Linked DNA regions of Homo sapiens: region 1 is linked to region 2. The links are chromatin loops, found by intact Hi-C in ENCODE. Cell type or tissue: Calu3. All regions are shown on one strand. Links, peaks and the distances in the headings refer to the core of each region. The heading gives the core; the rest is flanking DNA.

Evidence for each region. Peaks named below come from ENCODE experiments on the same cell type or tissue, not always from the same donor. Only the 100,000 strongest peaks of a DNase experiment are listed, where the experiment ranks them.
Region 1: a loop joins it to region 2, with 3 times the contacts of the local background. A loop is called at or near these places in 2 of 110 quality-filtered maps.

Annotation. Positions count from the first base shown.
Region 1 is chr12:85,070,259-85,082,594 of GRCh38, reverse strand. LRRIQ1 (leucine rich repeats and IQ motif containing 1) reads right to left here. Exons shown (of 27, transcript NM_001079910.2): 11 at 9,497-9,688. Among named protein-coding and RNA genes, the nearest start is that of LRRIQ1, 40 kb to the right of the region's middle. In Calu3, for the core only: CTCF peaks have their summits at 5,563 and 5,772 (motif pointing left); a DNase peak (open chromatin) is centred at 5,664.
Region 2 is chr12:85,274,221-85,286,556 of GRCh38, reverse strand. It overlaps ALX1 (ALX homeobox 1), which reads right to left and starts at 6,337. Exons shown (of 4, transcript NM_006982.3): 1 at 6,070-6,337; 2 at 2,681-2,985. The coding sequence starts at 6,295. RefSeq lists a silencer at 5,952-6,246. In Calu3, for the core only: no CTCF peak of the experiment used is centred there; a DNase peak (open chromatin) is centred at 6,026.

The DNA of each region.
Region 1 (12,336 bases), core at 2,607-10,606, 210 kb after region 2:
AAGAGAGATAGAGATATAGAATACAGGCAACATGAAGCCTAGAGTCAAGGATATAAAAATAAATATATCACACATACATAATGTTTCAGAAGGAGAAAACAAATGAAAAGGAAAAAATATTTGAAGAAATAATGGCAGACAAATAGATACAATAAAAAAGCAATCCACATATTCATGAACTGCAATAAGCCCCGACAGGATGAATCAAAAACAAATCCCTGCCTAGACACATCAATGTAAAGGTGCATAACCGCAAAGACAAAGAAAAGATATTTGAAGAAGACAGAAAATATCCTCAAAAGTCCAAAAATAACCGATAGCATTCTTAACTGCATTGGTGAAAGTAAAAGTTAATAATAATAACAATAATAATAATAGATTGATACTTCAAATTACTGAAATAAACTTCGACCTAGAAAAATACAAATTATAATTTAAATAAGTGTTAAGGAAAGATATTTACAGACAAAATCCAGTAGAGTTTCCCACCTACCAATTTTCTTACTAGAGAAAAATGTAAAGGATCTACATCAAAAGGAAGAAAAGTGAGTCAAAGTTTTAATAAAAGAAGAGGCCCTGCACAGTGGCTCATGCCTGTAATCTGAGCACTTTGGGACGCCGAGGCGAGCAGATGACTTGAGGTCAGGAGTTTGAGACCAGCCTGGCCAACATGGTGAAACCCCTTCTCTACTAAAAATACAAAAAAATTAGCCAGGCTTGGTGGTGTACACCTATAGTCCTAGCTACTCAGGAGGCTGAGGCACAATAGCCTGAAACTGGGAGGCACAGGTTGCAATGAGCTGAGACCCCACCACTGCACTCCAGCCAAGGCAACAGAGTGAGACTGTCTCAAAAAAAAAAAAAAAAAAAAGAAGAAGAAGAAATAAAGGGCATAAAAATGACAAATGTCAGCAAATATAATTAAACTTTATAAAAATAATCATTATGTTTTCCTTGCGGAGTTAAATAAAAATACATTTAAAATCCTGCAACACACACACCTTTAAGTCAGGAAACAGGAGGTAAAGATATTAATTTGAGATAAATTAAGTGTGTACTTTTAATTTCTGCAGTAACCATTAAATTAATAAAGTATATAGCTACTAAAGGAATTCATGAATAAAACAAGAAATGACAAAAAAAAAAGCCAATCCAAAAGAAGACAACAGAGGAGAGGAAGGAGAAATAGAATATGTTGCACAAGCTTTCTGATTATAGTAATAATGGACTAGGTAATGAAGGACAGTTCATCTGTTGAGAAGTAGAAAAACTGAAAATTATATAAACATATCTGCTCAAGACATTAAAGGATTAAAATGGTACTACCGAATCATACGGTTAAGATTCAAAAGTGAGAAGATCACATCTTTCAGGATATCTAGTAATCCTCAGAAAGAAAGCTTACAAACCTAGGAGGTCACAATTTGGCTTCTAGGGCCCTCTTCATCAGAGTAGACCTAAGAAACCCCTACCTTACTTTTGGTTGGGATCAGCATGCACTATCCCTTAAGAGTAAGAATCATTCAAATACAGAAAGGGTTCTGAGGGCCTGAAGCTAAACTTCAAATAATCTCAATACCAATGTATAGATTCAACTACACAGAGATTGCCCTAAGTAAAAACTAAGGACCTCTAGAGGAAAATAATAATATACTAGCCTCTAATTGGTTCCACAATTTTATTTTTTCATAGTATTCTCTGTCTGCCAAATAATAAAAAATAAGCAAGAAAATAACACTAAGTGACCAAAAATAAAGAAAAACAACAAGTAATAGAAACTACCCACTGGAAATCCAGATAATGAAGTTACCAGACACAGAATATAAAAAAACTTTGCTGAACACGTTAAATAAAAGTTAAAATTAAATACCTGAATACTAGATACTATAAAAATGCAAATTGAATGTCAAGTAAAAAAAAAAACAAGTAAAAATTCTAAAACCAAAAACTACAACAACTGCAAACAACACTTTCATGGATAGATTGAACATTATATTAGATGTGCTTGAAGGACTAGGAAACTGTAAATTGAGTTAAAAGAAAATATCCAGAGAAATACATGGAGACAAATGAAATATACAATAATTTTGAGTATAATTATAAAAAATATACATATATAAGAAAAGTATAGGACATACATCTCATATAAAAGACATTAAATATATTATGCCCTCTATATTACATTAAATATATATTGTTACATATAATAATTATATCTGTTAACATATATTAAATCATAAAAACATGTGTATTTGGAATTTTTCAACATTGAATACAGACACTGAGCCACAGATTTAGGAGGCACAATGAATTCAGACAGAGTGAATATTAAGGTAACCAAAATGGACAAAGAAAAAAATCTCAAAAATGGAAAAAGAAAATTATATTTCAAGGATCAACTTAAGCCAGGAAAGCTAGAATACAATAAAATATATTTACAATGCAAAAATTGCAATACAAATGGTAAGTCTATACCTCAAATAGACACACACACGTACGTATATGTATTTGTGGGTACGTGTGTGCGCGTGTGTATTAAAAACATACTTAAGCATATAATATCTGAAGAATTCATCACCAGCAGACCTACAATAAAGGAAATACTAATAGATATTCTTTGGGCAGAAGGAACATTGTAGATGAAAGACAAAATAAAGAGCAATGGAAAGTTTATACTATATTATTACATAATAATACTACCATTGGTATAGTCATCTTTTCTATAGTAACCTAAAAGAATAGAAAAATAATATGTAGCTGGTAAATATAAGAGGAAAAAATGAAATAATTTAAAACCTCAGTCAAACCAAATAAGGGCAAAAAGAAAAAAGCAGGCAGAATGAACAGAATAAAAAATAGTAAGATGGTTTAATCTCAAATACATCAATGATTATATGAAATTAATGATATAACTAATTAATTGCTAAGGACTAATGGCTACAAATCAAAGCTAGAGTTTGTAAGCCAGTCCAGATAAAGCAATAACAAAATCAACAAATTTTCGTGTTACAAAAAAGAGACAAACTGGAAACAAAATTTGTAGACATATTTTAAGTAAAAAGATAGAGGCTGGGCATGGTGGCAGCTCTTACACCTGTAATCCCAGCACTTTGGGAGGTGGAGGCAGGCGGACCCCAAGGTCAGGAGTTCGAGACCAGTCTGGCCAACATGGTGAAACCCCGTCTCTACTAAAAATACAAAAAATTAGCCGGGCATGGTGGTGAGCGCCTGTAATATCCCATCTACCCAAGAGGCTGAGGCAACAGAATTGCTTGAACCCGGGAGGCGGAGCTTGCAGTAAGCCGAGACAGAGTGAGACTCCATCTCAAAAAAAAAAAAAAAAAAAAAAAGATAAAGATACATCATGTGAACACTAAACTAGTGGTTCTCAAAGTGTGGTCCAGAGACCTCCCAGAGATGCTTTTAAAGATTCTGTAAAGTCAGTACTGCTTTCATAATAATTCCAAAATGCTATTTGGTTTTTCACTCTCATTTGGTCAAGAGAGTATAGTGGAGTTTTCCAGAGGCTACATGACTTGTGATATTATAGCAAATTGACTGCAGAGGCAAATATGAGAACCCAGATGTCTTGTGTTAAGTCAGACATTAAAGAGATTTACAAAAATGTGTAACAACACCCTTCTTCCCAGTATAACTCTTTGTTTAGAAAACAGAATTAACATTTATAAAATTTTTGTGAATCCAAAAGTTTTATTATTTGAAATTCTAAATGAATTAATAAAACGTAAAAAAATTTTTTTTCGACTACTTGGCAATATTGCTAGACATAACCCATACAAATAAGTTATTTGAGAGAGGTCCTCAATAATTTCTGAGAATGTAAAACAGTCCTGCATCTAAAATAAAGCTCGTTTAATTATATAAGACACAGAAGACTAAAGCAGAAAGCTTTACTACCTATGAAAAGAGACGTTTTAAAATGATGAAACTGGTCAATTTAACAGAAACATGTAACAGTTATAAATTTGCAGGCACCAAATAGCATGCCCTCAAAAACATTTAAAGTAAAAAAATATATAAGAATAAAAAGATTGAACTACAATAATCATGAAGTCATTGCTAATATTATCAGTACCACACTTAATCAACAGGCAGGTGGCATAACAAAAATATATAGGTTCTGAAGTAGGCTGTCCTGAGTTGTAAAAAACAAGCCTACTCCCAAACTAGCTATTTGAAGGTAGACAAGTGACTTAACTTCTCTGAGCTTTAGCTTTTTTATTTATAGAGTGAGGGTAACTTCACCTCATTATGAGGATTAAAAATAATATTATACAGGATTTTCACAAGATAGCTACTAAAAATGATAGCTATTATTATTTCCCAATAATTATTCTTAATAAAACAAGGAGTTTAAAACTATAAATTTGTGGTGACCAAATAAGGCTTCAGAGAGGGCTGAATTTTGAGTCAAACATTAAAGGAGAAACAATATTAATATACATTCCAAAAACTCTATTCACAACTGATTAAACAGTAATCGATTCCATAAATGCACTTGGATGGAAGGGGTGGGCGGGTTCTAGATGTAAATGAAGTTAGAGTAAGTTGCTACCCTTTGTCTTTAATCAATTTTTTTTTTTTTTGAGACAGGGTCTCGTTCTGGTGCCCAGGTTGGAGTGCATTGGTGTGATCTCGGCTTACTACAGCCTTGATCCCCCAAGCTCAAGTGATTCTCCCATCTCAGCCTCCCAAGTAGCTGGAGCTACAAGCATGCACCAGCCCACCTGGCTTATTTTTTGTTTATTTTATTTTTTTATTTTTAGTAGAAATGAGGTCTCACTATGTTGCCCAGGCTGGTCTCCAACTCGTGAGCTCAAGCCATCTGCCCAGCTTGGCCTCCCAAAGTGCTGTGAATACAGGTGTAAGCCACCATGTGCTGTGATTACAGGTGTAAGCCACCATGCCTGTCCTAATTTTACAAATTCTTTAATGTCAAATAAAGGCTGACAACTGAGTAAAATAAACTTATAGCAAGTCCTATCTTAGGATACCATTAATTCCTTAACACCTCTAAGAAAATTATTCTTTCCCAGATAAAATATCCAATATTTCTTCCCCTGCCCTATTCAAAATAAAACAAACAATAGCCACAAAAATATTAAAGAGCCTTTTCAAAGGACTTAAATATAATACAAATAAAGACTTGCTTAAATATTGTTTAGCTTACTGGTTAAATATATTCTTTTAACAGCTCTTTTAAAGTTTCCTAGATCTCACAAAATAAAACTTAAGTCAAGTGTGTTTACTCTTCAAAGGGCTCATGCCCATGGCAAAATTAACTTTTGGCCATACTTTCTACAAATATCTATTTCAAATAATTCTTCCCACAGAAATGAGCCAATGGTCTAATAAAACATTCCTGCCACAGGGGAGAAAATTCTGTAAGGAACAGCAAAATTAAAAATGTTAAATTAGGCTGGAGGTTTTTCACTGAAGATCAACCTCCTTCAGCTGTTCACTGATTGCCATGTCTGATGGTTTTTCATTCACACATACAAATATACAAAGTTGCACTTGAGACTTTTTAATTTTAGTGCAAAAGTACTTCAGGATTATACATGTTGTATAGAAAGAGTAATACTGAAACAGGAATCAGGAAACTTGGATCCCAGCCCTACCTCTGCCATGAGTTAGATGAAAACTATGTGGGTGTTTTTTCATCTGTAAACTAAGCAGCCTAGACTGGCGAGATACCTAAGATCCCTTTCAGCTTTACACTAAGCATTGTGTTGCCCTTCAAAACTAACAAGTAAGCTAGCACCATCTAGTGGACTCCAAAAAAAAAAAAAATCACTGAATAGGTAATAGTGAAAAAGATTCTTATAAGCAAAATGTCTAGAGTTCTTACTTTATTTTTCCTCCCAATGATTCAAAGACAATATTTGAAAGCAAGAATTATTCCAAGCACTATGAGCCACGACACAGCAATCAAGCCTATGTGAAAATGTTAAATTATTTCCATATCTTTCATATTTACAATACTAGTGGGCAATTTTCCAGAAAGCAGTATTATCTAGAAAATAAAGAAGGAAAAAAACTCTTAGTATCTCTACTATTTACATGATAATTTTTAGGAATATATGATGTGAAATTTATAAATTGGCAAATATATTGCTTAAATTAAAGAAATATTTTTTCAGATTAAAGTTTTCCTAAACAGAAACAGATACATCATGAACAAGAATATAAAAATGATCATTTACTCTTACATGTTAACATTATATTTATTTTTATTTTTATTCAATATTTAATAAAAGAAATAACTTATTCCAATTCCATATATATAGAGAAAATGTATATCACTATGATATTAAAGTCAAGAGAGTCGTTTGTTTTGTGTGGAAAAAGTCAAGATAATCATTTATTTTGTTTATTGCTACATCCCCAGAAATATTTCAGTGCTGAAAAAGCGCTTATACATATAGGTACTCAATAAATTTATTTTGAAAAAATGTCAAAATCATTACATTTGTTCAGCATAAAGAGTTTTAATGTAGTATAAAAATAGTAGTAATCTTAATTATGAAATGTATATTTATTTAAAAAGTAGAAGAATAGAAGAATAAGGTAATTTAAAAATTAGGCACTAGAGATAGACTGCTGAGTTTCAAATCCTGTCTCTATCATTTACTAGCTGTGTAATTTTAGATAATCTACTTTACTTCTTTGTGTCTCAGTTTTCTTATCTGGTGGGGTCAGAATTTTTTTTTTTGTTTTTGAGACAAGGTTTCTCTTTATCACCCAGCCTGGAGTGCAGTGGCATGATCACAGTTCACTGCAGTCTCATGAGTTCCTCTCAACTCAGCCTCCCGAGTAGCTGGGAATGCAGGAGCATGCCACCATACTCAGTGATACAGTTTGGATATTTGTCCCTGTCCAGATCTCATGTGGAATTCTAATCCTCAATGCTGGAGGTGGGGCCTGCTGGGAGGTGTTTGGATCATGATTGGGGTAGGGGGGATCCATCAGGGCTTGGTGCTGTCTTGGAGATAGAGTTCTCACAAGATCTGGTTATTTAAAAGTGTATGGCAATATCCCCACCACCACCACATTCTGTCTCCCTTGCTCCTGCTTTTGCTTGCAACTTGCCTGCGCCAGCTTCGCCTCCTGCCATGATTGTAAGTTTCCTGAGGCCTCTCTAGAAGCCAAGCAGATGTCAGTACCATGCTTCCTGTAAAGCCTGCAGAACCATGAGCCAATTAAACCTCTTTTCTTTTACCTAGTCTTGGGTATTTCTTTATAGGAAGGCATAAATGGCCTAATACACCTAGCTAATAAAAAAAAATTGTAGAGGCAGGGCCCCACTATGTTGCCCAGTTTGGTCTTGAACTCCTGGCCTTAAGTGATCCTCCCTCTTCAGCCTCCCAAAGTGCTAGGATTATAAGCGTGAGCCACTGTGCCCAGCCGAAAATATTTAATAGTACCTAACTCATGCCAGTGATGTGAAAAGCAAATGAGTTAATTTGTATAAAGCACTTAAATACCTATTGGTAAGAAAGCTATCTATTACTGTATAACACTTAATTGTATTTTTATGTAAATAAAATGTAAAAAATAACTTTTTTCAAATATGGATTTATTCAAAATTAATTTAGTTTCAAAATTTTCTGCTAGAAAGTCAATGAAATTCAACATAAAATAAGAGAAATAAAGACAACTAGATTTTAAGTTATAAATCCCATTTTTCATTTGCTTTGGCTATTCTTACTTTAAAAACTAACTGAAAAATACTGACTCAAAGGACTAAAGGTTTTCCATGAACCATTTTATAAACTTTAACAATCATGTGGCAACATTCATTCAATATATTTTTTGCCACATCTCATATAGAAAACACAGTTTTACCAATTTTGCCTTAAATTTACTTATGGGAAATTTCAAACAAAGGACAACATGAAAGATTTTCTTATTTAAAATTGGTCATAAAATAGAGAGTAGAAGGATGTTACCAGAAGCTGGGAAAGTTAGTAAGGGGCTGGGAGGAGTTGGGGATGCTTGCTTAATGTATATATATATAAAAAAAACAGAATGAATGAATAAGACCTACTATCTGATAGCACAACAGCATGATAGTTAATAATAACTTAATTTTACATTTTAATATAACTAAAAGATTGTAATTTGTTTGTAGAAACAAAGGATAAATCTTTGAGGGGATAGATACCCCATTTTCCATGATATGATTATTTCACATTGCATGCCTATGTCAAAACATCACATTATCCCATAAATATATACACCTACCATGTACCCACAAAAATAAAAATTAAAAAATAAAATAAAACTGGTATGAATATTTCACGTTATATTTTTGTTTTTACAATTGCATAGTTTAATTAGAATGGAAAACATTCATAACTAATTTCAAATAAATTGCCTTAAAAAGATTGATACATTCACTATTCTCATTCACTTAAATGCAAATAGTATCAACCAAATAAATATGTACATTAATATTTTCTAATAAAAAGAATACAGTTAACATTACATATTAACTACTGTGATAACTATAGCACAGTAAGAATTAGAAACAAATTAAACTTGAAACTACCAATGTGAAATATTGTGGTATTGCTTCCAATTTTATTTCACCTCCTTAAGAAATATTATAGCATGGAATAGTAACTCACTAACTTACAAACACAAATCTATCTTTGTCTCCCTTCATAAGAGTTCTTAGCATCAATATATCACTGAAAGACAAAATCTATGCTTTTCACTTAGCTCAACCAGAATCTCTAAGCATTTCCTGAAGATGAAAAACAGACTCCAACTGCTCTTCAGAAAATCTACTTTCTCATGTATACTATTCTCACACTCAATAAATACAGTGTTTTCATTGTACCCAACAGACACCAAAGAAGTCTTTTACCTTGTTTGCTCTGTACTGCATGCACAGAGATATCTCAGGTTTATCAATTAATACTATGGCAGTTTTCACATAAATCTTGCTGATATCCTATGCCAGGAAATCCACTACTTACCAAAAAAATTCGTACAGCACTGCTGGCAATGAAAATGAAGTAAACGGGAATTCAAGCATTTCTTTTTTTACAAACAGCCTTTCTTTTCTTTTTAAAGTTTGCTTCAGTGTGTGCCAATATAGTAACATACATTATCAATGCACTTGCCTTCACTCCAACAACAACAAAATTATTTTAAACTAAAATTTTAAAGTAAAAATATTTGTGTCAAAACTATCAGCATTTCCATATGGAAGAAGTCATAGTAATCCAAAGCAGGCAGCACAAGAACGCAGGCAAATAAACACATTAAAGCATGTTATATGTTATATTTTCAAAAGTATGCCTTGAAATGTTTGCAAAATAAAGCTTATTTTGTGAAAACAGCTATATTTTACCTATATTTAAAAAAATAAAGGAGATGATGGTGACTGCCTAGATCCAACCCTCCCCATACCTCCTCTAGAAATCCATAAAGAGTAACAAAATAAAAAATAAACACAACTTACAATTCCAGTATAAGTGGGAGATAAGGAAATTACAATCTGAATTTTTTGTAAGTGAGGTAATAGGTATCCAGGACCAACATAATCCAGTTGGAATCCAGACTTGTGCCAGGGATAAGTAAGAAGTGGAGGTGCCCAAGTGATGGCAGAACCCTGCATTGTCAACAAGTTTTTCTTCCAGAAAGAAGGAATATCCTGAGTAGGATGACAGAATTAAGACCAAATATATAAGACGAATTAATAAATGCAAGTGGTTATAGCTTATATGAGAAAAAAATTTAAACCTGGAGCAAAAAATAAAACCTAAATCTATACTGTATAAAAATAAATGTCTAAACTTGATTCAAAAGGTTAAAAATAAAAAAGATGGCCAGGTAGGCAAACAAAAATAAAAATAAACCATATCGGACAAGGTAGAATTTAGTTTCAAAGGCATTAAAGAGAGAATGAAAAAAACATAATAGTCAAAGCTAAAATTTACGAAAAAGATAAGACATTTATAAAATTGCACGGCAGTAACATTCACAAAACAGAAACCAAAGGATTTACCAAAAAAAAAAAGGCTGATTAACGACAAATCAATAACAAGCAAATTCACAGGCAACTTCCTCAGTCCAAAGTAAATCAAGCAAACAGATCACCTTTAAAAAAATTATCAGTAAGGTAGATCTTACACATGCAAAATAAACTCTTTATCCCAATAATAAAAAACCCTGCCTCCTTTTCAAGTACACCTAAAACATTCATGAAAATTGACCACATATTAGATTAGCAAGACAGCCAAAATAAGTTCCAAAAACAGAAATAGCATAAAAATTATTCTCTGGCTATAAAGCAATAAAACTGAAAAGAATCACCAAAAAAAATGACCTTTCTATATGGAAATTTTAAATCTAAGGTAAAACATTTTTAAAAACCCTAAAATTATGAAAATGATGAAAATATCTACATGTCACAAGTTACAGAATAAGCATTGCTCAGAGGAAAATCTATAGATTTAAGTATGTCAATACGATTGAAAAAATTTAAAAATAATTGTATGAAATATTTAACTCAAAATAGAAAAGAACAGCATAATAAACAGAAAAGAAAAAGCCAAGAAACTAGTATTACCATGCATTTGTGGTAAAAGTACTAAATGGCAATGATATGGTTTGGTTGTGTCCCCACCCATATCTCACCTTGAATTGTAATAATCCCCACACGTCAAGGGCAGGCCAGGTGGAGATAACTGAATCATGGGAGAAGTTTCCTCCATACTGTTTTTGTGGTAGTGAATAAGTCTCACAAGATCTGATGGTTTTAAAAATGGGAGTTCCCCTGCACAAGCCCTTTGGCCTGCCACCATGTAAGACATCCCTTTGCTCTTGCATTGTCTTCCTCCATGATTTTGAGGCCCCAGCCGTGTGGAACTGTGAGTCTATTAAACCTCTTTCCTTTATAAATCACCCATTCTCGGCTATGTCTTTATCAGCAGCATGAGAATAGGCACAATATATATAAAGGGAGTCTGACACTATCTTCCTAATTATAGGTATCTTTTGACCCATTGATACAAATTGCAGGAAATTAACCTGAAGATATATCTGATCAAATATGAAATTAAATAGGTGTCATATTCATTATGGTAATATGGAAGATTGGAAACCATTCAATATCCATCAGCAAGGCAAAAATAGGAAAACTCTGCTCATTTCACACAATAGAATATTAAGTAGCTATGGAAAAATAATTATAAGTTCCATAATATGTTGTTAAGTAAAAAAAGCAAGACAAAGAACAGTACTTAAAATATGCTACATTTTGTGAGAGGATTAGCATACATAACATGTATTTCCTTAGATACGTGCATATATATAGATGCACACATATATATGTTTTACGTATTATATATGTACATATTATACAAAAATTCCACATATAAGAGTAAATGCGAGAGAAGAGTGAAAAGGATGGACTAATGCACAATATCTTGAGTATGCTTTTTTAATGTAGTTTTCATCTTGGAATCATGAATCTGTGTTACATATAAAAGTTAAACACAATCAAATGGGAAAAGTGAATTAATTTATCAAATTAATTTAGCAAACTAAATTATCAATTTATAATCTAATCCCAAAGATAAACTATTTCAAATGATTTTATAACATACTATTTTAATCATATCTGTTTGGGATAGTGCAAGGACAAAAAATGTAAATAAATCTTAAAATTAGTAAGCTATATTATAAATAGTAATAGTGGCATTGTTGTTTTGAAGCTATTTTATGGATAAGATATGGCACGTGGTTATATTAATGTTGCCATAAACCAAGGAATATAGTGGAAGAAAAAATGAATACAGCTATAAGTCTAAAGCATATTTGCTATCCTCAATTCAAGTTCACAATACAAAACAATTAGAGTATCAAAACGAATAACAGAGCAACTGACTGAAATATTCTGAGCTGTAAAAATGTATATTTTCATAAGAATATTGAGAGAGAGAGAGAAAGGTAGAACAAGTAGTAAAACAAACTAAACAAACAAACAAAAAACAAGTTGGCACCACTGAAAGTAACTAGAGTCACTAAGACTTTAAGAATTTCTCCATACAATAGTAAGCATTTAGCCCTGTCATTCTGCTACAAACCATTTCAGGATAACAAAATAGTTCTAATTGATTAAAGAATTCCAGCTTAAAGGCTGTGGAAGAAATGATCAAATAGAAAATTCACAAATCACATCCTCTGCTGCATTAATTGATCCAGGTCATATTAATTAACGGATGAACATTAGATGAAAGGTTGATGGCGAGCTTTATAATGGAGCGTTTAGGCTATCATCAGCTACACCAAACACTC
Region 2 (12,336 bases), core at 1,391-9,390:
TATATGATCCTGAATACTCCATATATCTCCACATTGTCATGGATAAGTCTCCTTTAAGAGAATGCTGCAAGTCTGGAAGATGTATATGCCGTAACGTAAACTCAGTCAATCTATAAGCAAATTAATATCTGAGTCTATTAAAACTTATCTTTAAAATATATCACAAAAGTGAAAGCTCTTCTCAGTTGTGCTCATACCTACATAATCTTTTAAAATTTTAAACATAAAGATTACACCTAAATATATGGCAGCAGCAGGAACATCATGATTATCTAGAAATAGGAAAAAATGAGATTACATATTATAATAAGCATGACAAGAATTATAGGTAAAAAGGAATCATCTAAAGTTGAACTATGGTTTTAAAATACGTGAATGTGCTTATTACATACATTATGCAACTTATTTTCCCTTATGAAAATGCTCGGATATCTTTACGTAATTTCTCTAATTTAAAGCACAGGTAATGGAAATAATATAAGAAATAGGGCAGATAGAACCAAGTGTCAAGAAAGTCTATCAGTTACTGTGGCAGCTAAGGTCACTAAGCTATCTTCCACAATTTCTCTAATTACCTATTAGAAGTATTTATTATAAGAACCATCTTCCTCAGCAGGTTGGATATTCATTAATTCATACCTGTAATATTCCAATATCTTCACTTTAATATTAAAGGGAGATGCAGAAGATTATATTCAATATATATACTTGGATGTTTTTAAATGAACATTATAGGAGTAGCTTTTGGGAATCTAGTCTTCTTCACACAATTATGTTCAGAATATAAAATATTTAGGAAAAAGGCTAGAAATCAAATATAAAAAATGCAAGTTGTAAAAGCCTTTTGTTGAAGTTTACTTGAAATTTTCACTCTTTTTCATACTCAATTCTAATCTTGTATATCTTTACCTTCACCATTATGGCAACATATTAATACTCAGTTTAATTTTTTAGTACACATTACAAATTTAAGATGGCACTTTGCAGAGTTTTCAGCAATTGAAATGAGCCAGAGAGCTACATGTTCATTATAGTTTTAGTACACTGCTGATAAATGCATATTATCCATTATGCCAAGGCTCAAGACATCAACAACAACAAAAAACAAATCAAATTTTCTTGCTGTCTCCGCAGATGAGCCCCAGGAACACACTAAGGGAATTTAGTAATACGTTTTTGGGTTTTATTTTTTTTTCCATTGACAAAAAGAACTTGACAATTTCCTTAAAATGAGTAATAGTTACCACTCTTATGTGCAAAGCAGGAAAGAGAACGACCTGAGTAAATTAAGTTCAAGTTGGCTCTCTGTGCATGTTCTCAGACAAAAATTAATCAAGACTTGGTGAATGTTAAGGGGAAAAGATGCATTATGTACAGTTGGTCACTCTGTGTGCAAACATATTTGTTTATGGTTACAAGTATAACTAATTTAAATATAGACAAAGACAAAAATCTCAAACTTACACAGCGGGTGTTAATACTCGACAATTCTAAAATTCTTTGTTAGCATGAACTTTCTACATATTTACTTCCTGAACCAAGATAAAGTAACCATTTGCTTCCACAAACTCAAGTAAAAATCTGCTGCTTGTTATCCGTGTGCCACCAGATGTTGTCTCTAATGATGTAAGAGCCTTACAATTTTAAGAAGAAATACCGTTACTCGATTTAGAACAAAAATTTTCACTATTTTATTCATTCCCCCATTTTAGCAGTTTATGGGAATTGCAAAAATCAATACTTTTGTAGAGGAGTCAGAACACACACAAAGACCAAGGCCATTATCCTGAATTATTGTTGCATTTTAAACTCTTACTACTTGGAAACTAGTAAAATATAGTTTAAGAATATCAAATGTAGTCAAAATAAAGTACTCCTAAGAGGTAAAATTTTACCTGGTATGATTTTTCTTTCTCAAATTATTTTTAAAAATTAAGCATATTGGATCATCCAATTTAATAACTAGAATATATCTTATAAACATAATTGAGTATACACAAAAATTTACTTTAAAGCCATTATTTTTATTGCCTATGCAAAATTCATATGATTTATCTAGACTTTAACCATTATAATGGAATATTTACATGTTGACAACTACTAGGACTATAAAATTGTAAATGAGCACTATTTGATCTTGTTTTTAATTATCCATAGTGAAAACATTCCATGGTATACATAACAATTGGGAATTTGTGGGATTGTTTTTTTTTTTATTATGCCTCCAAATCTAGAAATTTCTAGATGTATGGGCTATTATACAAATAATTTACAAATACCTGATATATAATCTAAAAAAGAACCTTAGTGGCTAATAAAACCGAAAAAAAAAAAACAAATAAATATACCAATTACTAAATAGTCATGATTCTGCTTTTCATCCTTTAAAAACTGCTTTTGAAAATCAGAGATATATTATCATATTGTTATGTTTGAATGATTGTTAATTTTTATGTCTCTGTAATAACTTGTGTTCTTTTGTTTTACATATTGCGTGAGTTGTCAAAATTTTTGCAATTAAAAAATAATTTTAGTAGACATATATTCATATATATTACTCCGTTTCTCATCTTCAGCTAGGGAATCAGTTTGTTTCTTTGTGGCAAAATGCACTTATTCAATTATTCTAACACCATTTATTTTCCTATCCCATCCATCAAGGCCTCTTTTTGGCTCCTACCTGGACCCTGGCCTCAGTGAGCTCTGTCCTCAGAGCAAGCTGTTCTCTGACATACACATCCGGGTAATGAGTTTTCTGAAAGACTTTCTCCAGCTCCTCTAGCTGCAAACTGGTGAAGGTGGTTCGGTGCCTCCGTTTCTTACTGCTGGATACATTGCTATCACATTTATCCCCAAGTTCATCCAGCTCTCCCTTCTCTTGCATCCCTTTCACGGGAGACATTCGGAGACTGTTACAGTTGTCCATAGCTCTATTCAGTTCGGTGTGAAGGGGCTGTCCTTCTACTTTAGTGATCCCATAGTTCACTGTACCCAGAGGAGGAAAAACAACAGTTCTCAGGATTGTGAAACTCATCTCAATTAAATCAATAAGTAGAAGTAATTGAGAGTATCAAGAAATTGGCCTATTAATAATTTATTGTGCTAGTATTAATTCAATTACCACATTTCTATACTTAATTCATTGTAGGACAGGTTTAAATACCATTTTAAAATGTGTTCATGCAACTGCTATGATCTGCCAAAATCCGCAGTTCTATTTTACAGGATTTATAAGTTTATGCACATGTTTTTTACTTAAATTCATGTACTCGAATTAAAAGATGATCTGGGTGTTTCATGAAAGAAACTTTAAGTGTCCATGATTTTTGAAAACTGAAGCAAATTTAATGTCATGTGTTTTATTCACAGCAGATAAAACCAAGCTACTAATGTGGCTCAGAAAATATATTTTAATCTTAAATAATACCTCTGTACTAATATCTGAAAGTTATTATCCTCCTCCACGTAAAACGTACTGATGATAGATTTCAGATGTGACATTATTTCCACTAAATTTTGAATATTTCAACTTTATATCCATGTCTGCATTTACACTTTTTCTTCAAAAATAATCTACTAAATTGACAAAATAAATTTCATGCCAAATTTTGAATACGCTTTCTATCGGAAATTAGATTTAAGCAGCATTTTTTTTTTTTACCTAAAAACTTACGCAGTTCTTTTTAAAACATTTCATATTTCTGCTTAGCTAGTTAGATAAGTTTTGGGATTGAAAACTTTTCTATTTTCTCTGCTGAAACACAGAAATTAAAACAGCTATTAAAACATTACAGAGCATGACATCTGGCATTCTGTTAAGGGATGTTTAATTTCAGTAATTTTCTTCAGATTTGATTGCATGCTTGCAGTGTGATATAAAACAAAGATATATCATATAATGCCAAACACCCACAAATGCAATGGATGCACATAGTGAAATGGGAAGCACTTTTTAAAAAGTAAAGTCAAACCAGCCAGAATAATAATTTCCAATAGATGATCATACTTTTTTCATTTGTTTCTTTTTTTAAAATTACCCCCATAATGTATTTTTACAACTCTTTTCATCATTATACAAATATATTCAAGTTTAATGCGCATATAACTTCAATAGCTAATAATTGAGTACTGTGCATTTCAATGTCACTAACGGAGTAACTCTCAAAAATGTTCTCATAATAAAAAATGTCAAATATTTGAGGTGATGGCCAATTAACGTAATTTAATCATTCCACATTGCATTAAAAAAACTTAACATTACTTTGTACCCCATAAATATATACAACTATAATTTGTCTATATATATATATAACAAATTTTTTAAATTAACGGTTTTCATGCAAACGAAGATGTGATGTTAAACCAAATATAAAGAAGAGCCATGACTGATTAACAAACGGTTCTATCTCCTTGGGCAAAATTAAAGGGGGAACTGCAGCAATTAGGGATGGGGGAGGGGAAGCATCAGAGAGGCTAAGGGCATCTCAAGAGAAAGACAGGATCTCTCCTAAATTAAGCGGATGACTGCCTATGTTCATCTTCCTTAACACTTCTTTGTTATAATTCATCTTAATAGTGTGATATTTGTTTAAAAGTTGATAACGCATCAATTATGTCTCTTATTTTGGATTCTCGACTATTCAAAATAAAATATTATGATCAAGTCCATCCAGAGTCAATACAAGACATTGCAGAATCATTAAAGAAAGACCTGTCAATTCAAATAACGTTAGGCATGCACCTAAGAATTCCACAAATACAGATACCAGGTCTGAAACGCAGCCAGAAAACCAACAACTCAGTGTAAGAATAACAAAAAGTATACGCTCGAATCTTTCTAAATAAATGACTGAAACGACTTAGCTGATTATTTTCTCTATCATTTGCACCTTTATTTTTGATTTACCCTTAGTCAAAAGTTACTTGCAACGTTAAATAAAATTAGTTAAATATGAGATTAATAAAAGAAAAAAACTTGTGTTCAAAATATTTAGAAAATGAGCTTCTACAGGCCAGTGTTTTGTCAGATTTTGAATTTCTATAAAATAGGGGGCAGGGGGCTTGTTGTAAATATTTCACACTTAATTCGTTTGTTATTTTAAAGCAACCCGCCCCTTATAGCTTAACTGTGGAATATATACAATGATAAGGAGAAGTTCTCTTGGAATTGTAAACGTGCTTTAGCTGTCGCGATCTGAAATAATAGGTTAGTATTAGGTTACAAGATAGAAAAGATAGATGGTTTGTTTTGATAACATTTTGACTTGGAGATACTTGGGCATTCAAAGTTGAAGATTTCACCCAGAAGCATTCCAAAGACTCCTTAGGTGACTTTTAATGTGAAGTCATAAAAATACAAAACGTAGAATCTGGGAATGAGTGATTAGGCCGGGGATGGTTTGCCCGAAGCTATTTAGTGTGCTTTAGTGTTTAACAAACATTCAACGCGTGTTGTATTGCAAACGCAAAAAAAAGCAGAAATTACAAATTCACACACGCTAGAAATCTAGGGATCCTCAAACTTTGAAAATATATCGCCACGTCTTGGAAAATTAAAAAGATTTATCTTTACCTAAAGGAGCTCAAAGGGTTTTTTGTTTTTTGTTTTTGTTTTCCGGTTTTTTTTTCCCTACTCGTGACGACAGTGACGTACTCTAACGAGCTGTGATCGATTTCAGTTCCTACCGCCCGGACTGCAAGGCGGGCTCGCAGAGGAAGCGTTCTGTCTTGACTCAATTACGCTCTATTTAGCGCCCTATCAGTTTACTCCAGGAACCAATATTACAGAAGGACTCAGGGATCCGTAGGCGACCAGACCCTACAGCGAAAGGAGAATCGCTCAGAGGCAACCCGGTGCTGGATCTCTCCCTCCCTCCGCCCTCCGCCCCCAAAGGCTGCAGCAGCAGTAACACCGCTTCATAAAGCGAGCACCTTCCACTACCTTCCTCCACCTTCCAGGTCCCTCGCTCCCACTTTTCTCCTTTCTCCCTCCCTGCCTGATCAGACCGATCCTGCATTTTCGATTGCGGAAGGGCTGCGGCGGCTCCGGCTGGGGCGCTAGCGACTCACCGCTGCTGTCCTGACAGGGCGAGGTCCTCTCCAAGCGCACGTGATGCTCGGCGCGGGGCAGGGGTCCGAAGGCCTGCACGCATTTGCCTGCAGACGCTTTGCTGTAAAAGGACTCATTGTCCAGCGTCTCCATAACGTGCTCCAGAGGACCTCCTGCGCCCATGTAAAAGTCACTGTTTTTACTCGGAGGGCTCTTGAGGGCAAACTTCTCGCTCAGAAACTCCATAATCCTGGAAGACTGTCGCGTAGCTCCTGGGGCACAGAAACTGGAGAGCGCTGGGGGAGGGAGCCAGTGGGTGGGAGGAGGGAGGGCCAGAGAGGAGGGAAGGGAAAGCGAGCGCTGCGGCGTCGGGAACTGCCCCGCTCCGGTCCCTTTAATACGTCCCGGCTGGAAAAGGAGCACCCGAAGTTGCTTTTATATCTTGAAACTCAGCTGGCCTCCTCGGGCAGCCTCCCAGTTCTAATGAATATGAAAATAGGCGGGCGACTAACTCCACCCCAGGTCCCCCTCCGCCCCTACCCCACCCCCATTTTCCCCACTTACCCGGGCAGAGGGCGTCCAGGCCTAGGATAGACAGACAGACAGCTCCATTTCAGACAAATGCCAGGAGAGACGAGCCCCTGACACCCAGATTCATTGCCGCCGTGACAGTGGACTGGCATTTCGGAAGATCTTGGTGAGATCGCAAAGCAGTTAAACCTCCACTCCCTACTGCCTGCGCCTTCCTGAGCCACCCGTCCCCACCCCGCCCCCATGCCGGCCACTCACTACCAGAAAGATTTAGAGGCGTCTTAAGAACTTGAAAGGAAATATTGCTCTAAAAGGCTTTTATTTCATCCGTAAATCGTTTACGTGGAAGATTCACATTAATCCGAAGCCCAAGGAACCAGATGCATTGGCAACTGTTAATCGCAGCCGCCGTAGTAGAGGGGCCGCTTCGGCTTCTAACCGGGAGGAGCTCGGGGTCCGGGCCAGCTGGGAGCTTTACGAGGCCGTGGCCTTTTCTTTTTCTCTGGAATGCGGCGGAGTGTGGACGCGGTGGCGATGGGTGGGAGAGAGAAGCCGAGCAAGAGGCAATGAAGCCATTATACTAATGCCAACCAATTCCCTACACCCTCTTCGCCACCCTTCCCTTTGGTCCACGATTTTATCATTAGACCCAAATTATTTTAAGAAAACCCGTTAGGATCAGTGCCTTTGAAAGGCTTTTACTCTAATGCCAAAGTGAGGATTGTTACAAATAGGGGTTTATGAAGAAGAGGAATGTCTGCATATTTTTACAGAAATTACTTTTAATTTTAAAGAGTTGCTGTGGAGTTACTCCGAAAAGCGCTCTGGGAGTGAGTGGTGAGCGCGCGGAGCTGCGGGCACTCGCGGCGCGGCGTCCTGGGCGCGGACAGGTCCAAGGCCTCCATTTCCACCAGAGGGGATGGTAGGGCAGGCAGGACAGCACTGCTAGGTTGAAAGCCCTTCTGTGTGACTTTTGGCACGACTCTTGGCTTCCTAGGAGCCCGCGGCGCTTGGGGGAAATGCGTTCGGTGCCCTGGGCACAAAATCGCATTTGCGTCAGGCACCCTAAGCTAGCAAATTTGGTGAAAATAAGCCAGACAGGTTTTGGTCCAGGTAGGCCTCTGCTTAGACGTCCTGACACAGCCTTTGTCAACACTGGCACTCACAGCGGCCGTCGCGTTTCCCCAGACAAGTCTGGCAATTATGGTGAGGCCTCGGGCAGGCCGAGCAGCCCGGACTCTGAGGATGGTGAGGCCAAGCCCAGCTGTGGTGGGCATGCTGATGGGTTTGAGAGTTTCCACCTTCTGCGGGGGTCTTAGCTGACCCACGCCTCTTTGGTGAGACCTTCTTCGAGACCTGACCAGGCCTCAGCCAGAGAGTAACAATCAGGGAGGGCTGTGCACCCCGGAGCTGCTCCTTAGCGTTGCGCGAAAGGCAGGGTCGGCCTTAAGCACCCAGATCCGACCGGCGGATCCCGAGCAGATCAGCTGGCAGCAGCAGCCTTGCTCGCCCGGCCAAAGTCCAACCCAGACTGTTCTCCCAAGGAGGCGCACAAGCTTAGTTCACATGGCGCAGCGCTCAGTGTGGCCTTGAGCGCGCACTCAGATTCAGGCAAGTGGACACTATTCCTGGGACTAACTAGCTTCTGCTGTATTATTATTACTCTCTCCAGAGCAGTGCTGCAAGAACCAACTGCAGATTGTTAAATTTCAGGGGAGCAAGGTCAAAGAAAAGCACTAGGGACTGAGCTTCAGCAGGAAGCCAGGCTGCGTCGGGCCGCAGGAACTCCAAACCAGACAACCTGGCATTCTGAGGTCAGGCCCAGGGGGAGAGAGTGAGGTGTCGGAAGAAGCCATTGAAACGCTCTTCTTAAAGTGTCCTGTAGCATCCCGACCTTGCGTGAGCAGTAGCCTCAGCTCTGCGTTCTTTGGACACTTTCCAGCGGGCCCCCGGGCAGCCTTGTGGAAACGTTGAGTGTTGCGTTATTCACTCACTCCTGTTGGGTTAGCCATTTTCGATTCTTTCCTATCCCCTTCGGTACCTTCTTATTTTCAGGTATCCTGAAAGTCTGACTTTCTCTACTAAACACGGGAAAGATAAGAAAATGGTCGTTTAATATGTTTTACAAAAATTCACAGCAGCAACAACAACACCTATTGCTGACTTGAGGAAATATACAAACTAGTTATCAACCAAGTTATCTTGTAGAGCTCTGTCAGCTTGTTTATAAATATATGTCTTAAAAGCCCTAAATTTCCGGAAAAACATTACGTGTCTTTTAAATGAAAGACATGTGATACAAGTTCTAGGATACTTGTATGCCAATAAAGGTCCAACTCATAGAGAAAAGTACAGCGTAGCCAAGGACAAGAGCTGTCTAGTAAACCCGTTTCTGCCCCATTACCAAAACTCACTTTTGATGGTAATGGTTGAAGGGGTGGGGTGTAAGGTGTCACCAAACCAACATAATATCCCTGGAGCTCCCTGGAAACTCAAATATACTACACAGAATCCCGTGTGTTTTGTGACATGTAACCACATGTGCCCATAACAGAGGAAACAGCTAATGGCAAACTCCCATAACGAATGTTTAATCTGCAGTTTTTGGCAAGAAGCTGGGTATTTGGTTGCCAACAGCTGCATTACATGAATTTTGAGAGGTTGAGATGGAGTTTATGGTTATGACACAGCTCTAGAGATAGGGGCATTAATAATACATTGAAAATAATACTAATCAAAACAATAATAATTCAATAATTTCTAAAAGTCACAAGAAGGGAGAAGAAATTACATTGGAGATGGTCTCACTTTCCCTGAGATCTACCTGGGCTTTTTCCACCAATGCTTTTAGGATAGCCTTCTTGGAAATTGGCCACAGTACTTTGATAAATGCTTTCAGCCGTCCAGATCCAGCTTGGCTCCTACCACCACAGCTTTTAAAAGTCCTCCTCAATTCCAGCAAGTCAGCTTGGCCCAGGCCTCAGGGGCAAGTGTGTTCTGAGGGGTAATCAGCTCGCCATATACATATATATATATACACACACATACATATACATATATATATACATATATATATGTATATATATATGTATATATATATGATCCAGTTTATTAGGTCAGGTTCTAGTTGGGGTTTTATCTCCTGGGGCCTCAGCCCATCAACCCCAGGCATCAGTTTTCTTCTTTACCCACTTATTTTGCCTTTGAGAGTATTGTTCATCTTTTTCCATATTCAGGATATAAACCCAGGATTCAGCTTTCCTTCTTTTATGTCAGTCAAGATATCTAACTAGAATAAGCTGCTGTGCATCCTTTTCTGATTTACTTCCTTCAGATCTGAACTTTCTCGATGGGCACTAACACTTGCAGGAAGTGGTGGGGTGAGAGAGGAGGTAGGAGAGCAACAGAGGTGGGGAGTCATTGATTTCTTTTAAAACCTAACAGAATTTAGGACATCCTAGGATTTCAGCACTTTTGGATCTTCACTGCGTATTGATGCTTCTTCACATCTTCTTGATGGGGATGAGGAGCAGTGCCTGTGGGTGAGGTGTAGGGCGGGGATCAGGAGGAATAATGAGGGTTAACAAGGCTATTACAGATTCAAGTCTCAGCCTCTCTGAAAAACTTTCTCCTCTAGTAATTGAGATGTGTTGGAGCAAACTTGATCATTCCTCTGGCACCATGGGATCCTAACAGAGAGGGGGAAGCTATTTTGTGAAGATAAAGATGACTGATGCTACCATTTGAAGTGACATCTAATATTATTCCTGCGACCAGTTTGTTGTTGTTGTTAGGTGGCAGCTCTCCCAAACAGTGATTTGGGATATTTTTAAAGTATTTTTTTTTTAGTTCCCATTTAGAGCCTAGAATTAAAATAATCAAAGAAGTTAAAATTATTAGAAAGTCCATTGAAATGAGTATTTGACCCTCCCCCACCCCCAAAGTAGTGCTTTATTAGAAAGTAAAATTCAGATAAAGGATTCGCAGGTTAAGGCATCTTGACTCATTTTACTAAAAAAGAAAAAAAAAACCTCACAGACTAAAAGCTGCTTTTAAAGCCAGTCATCCCTTTGAAAATATGTTTTGGGAAATGAAAAAAATATTTACATATGCAGCATTAAAGCAGTGGTAGAATAAATGTATAGACCACTCTAGTTTCTTCTGATTTCGACTTATTGAGAGAAATGTCACACTTACATACTAATAGTGGGAATGTCAAGATAGGATTGCTAGGATTTTAGTCTTAGCACTTCCTTTTTGCAGTGAGAGTTTGAGGCTTATTGTAAGTAGAGCAAGGAAAAAAATGTGTGCTGAATCAGGCGAACTATGCCAAATGTAGAAGAGCAATGGTCTGAAGAGGGGAGGAGCTGGTGGAGAGAAACTTTCATGAAAAAGTACTAAAATAATTGAATGTCATGTAGCATGGCAAGATGCCAGGTGGCCTCGTGTTTTTGTGTGCTCTGCTGCTGTTTTCCCTCCCTGCCTTCATCTTCAGCCTTCCCACAGCTCTGCAGACATAACAGATACTGAAATATATTTTGCATCAAAGCAGCTCAAGAGGTTTTCATCAAAATAAAAATATTTGGACACACAAAGAAATATTTAGGCTTTTCTTTAAAATATATGCCCAATCCACCATCATCTACTCCAGAAAACACACCTACAGACAAAAGTGTAACTTTGTGAGATTTTTGAAGTTTCTGCCTTTAAAAAAAATTACACAGATGTTAATCAATGTTGTAAGTCTTTAAAGTATGCTGCTGCAAAGCTGTCCAGTATGATGAATTAAATTTTTACACTTATTGTAATAATATTATTAAATGTTTTGGTGTTTCATAAACTTCTGTTTTTTCAAAAAGTGATACTTGTTTCTGAATACCAATGTGTTTCAATAATAGTTTTTCACACAGTTGTGTTTTCTTAAAAGAGAGAGAAATAAACTTCTGTTCTCCTAAAGGATCCAATTTAAATGTAAAAATACAGTATGACTCCTTGACCTTGGTGCAAATATCTTGATTTATCTAGCATATGTGTGCACATTACAATAGACATTGTTTGCTTTTACTATAAAATGTATTTTATTCCAAACTTTAAAAATAATTTATCTGCAATAATCTAGTCACCTTTATTTCTTTCTATGGCTGTCGTCATTTTTCCAGGAAGTTCTGAACATAATAAAGACCGTTAACGCTAGACTTCCTCTATGACACATATAGAAGTGCATAAGTAAGTTAAACTGTATTCAATTCATAGACTGGTATTTCACTATTAAACTATTAATCATGTCTCTAAAACGTTTTTCCACTATTTTGTTTGATAAGTGAATTGTTAAACTTCTACTCGATATATTTAAATACATTTTTTTCCTGCTGAGTTACTAGGTATGTCTGAAAGACAGGGCTGCTTATTTTCAAAAAGATGTGCGTGCGTATTCACTCCTTGAGCTTTCCCATTTCAGGGAAAGACTTCCTTAAAGAAAAATCTCAGTAAAGATAACTGAGACAAAATCATGGATATTTCTCCTTTGGACTGGAATTATGCAACGTAAATGTGAAGTCCGTGGTCATTAATCAAACCCGACCAGAGTATAGCCAATATACAAAATCAAAGAGAGTCGAAGGAGTGAAGTAGATTGGCCTCCCGTAAGTTCTCCACCTACTGTGCCCCTTCCGTGCCCATTGATACCTTTTATATCAGGACAAGAGGCTAGGGTTTGGACCCCAAGGTGTTGAGCTTAGAATGCATCTCATTGTGGC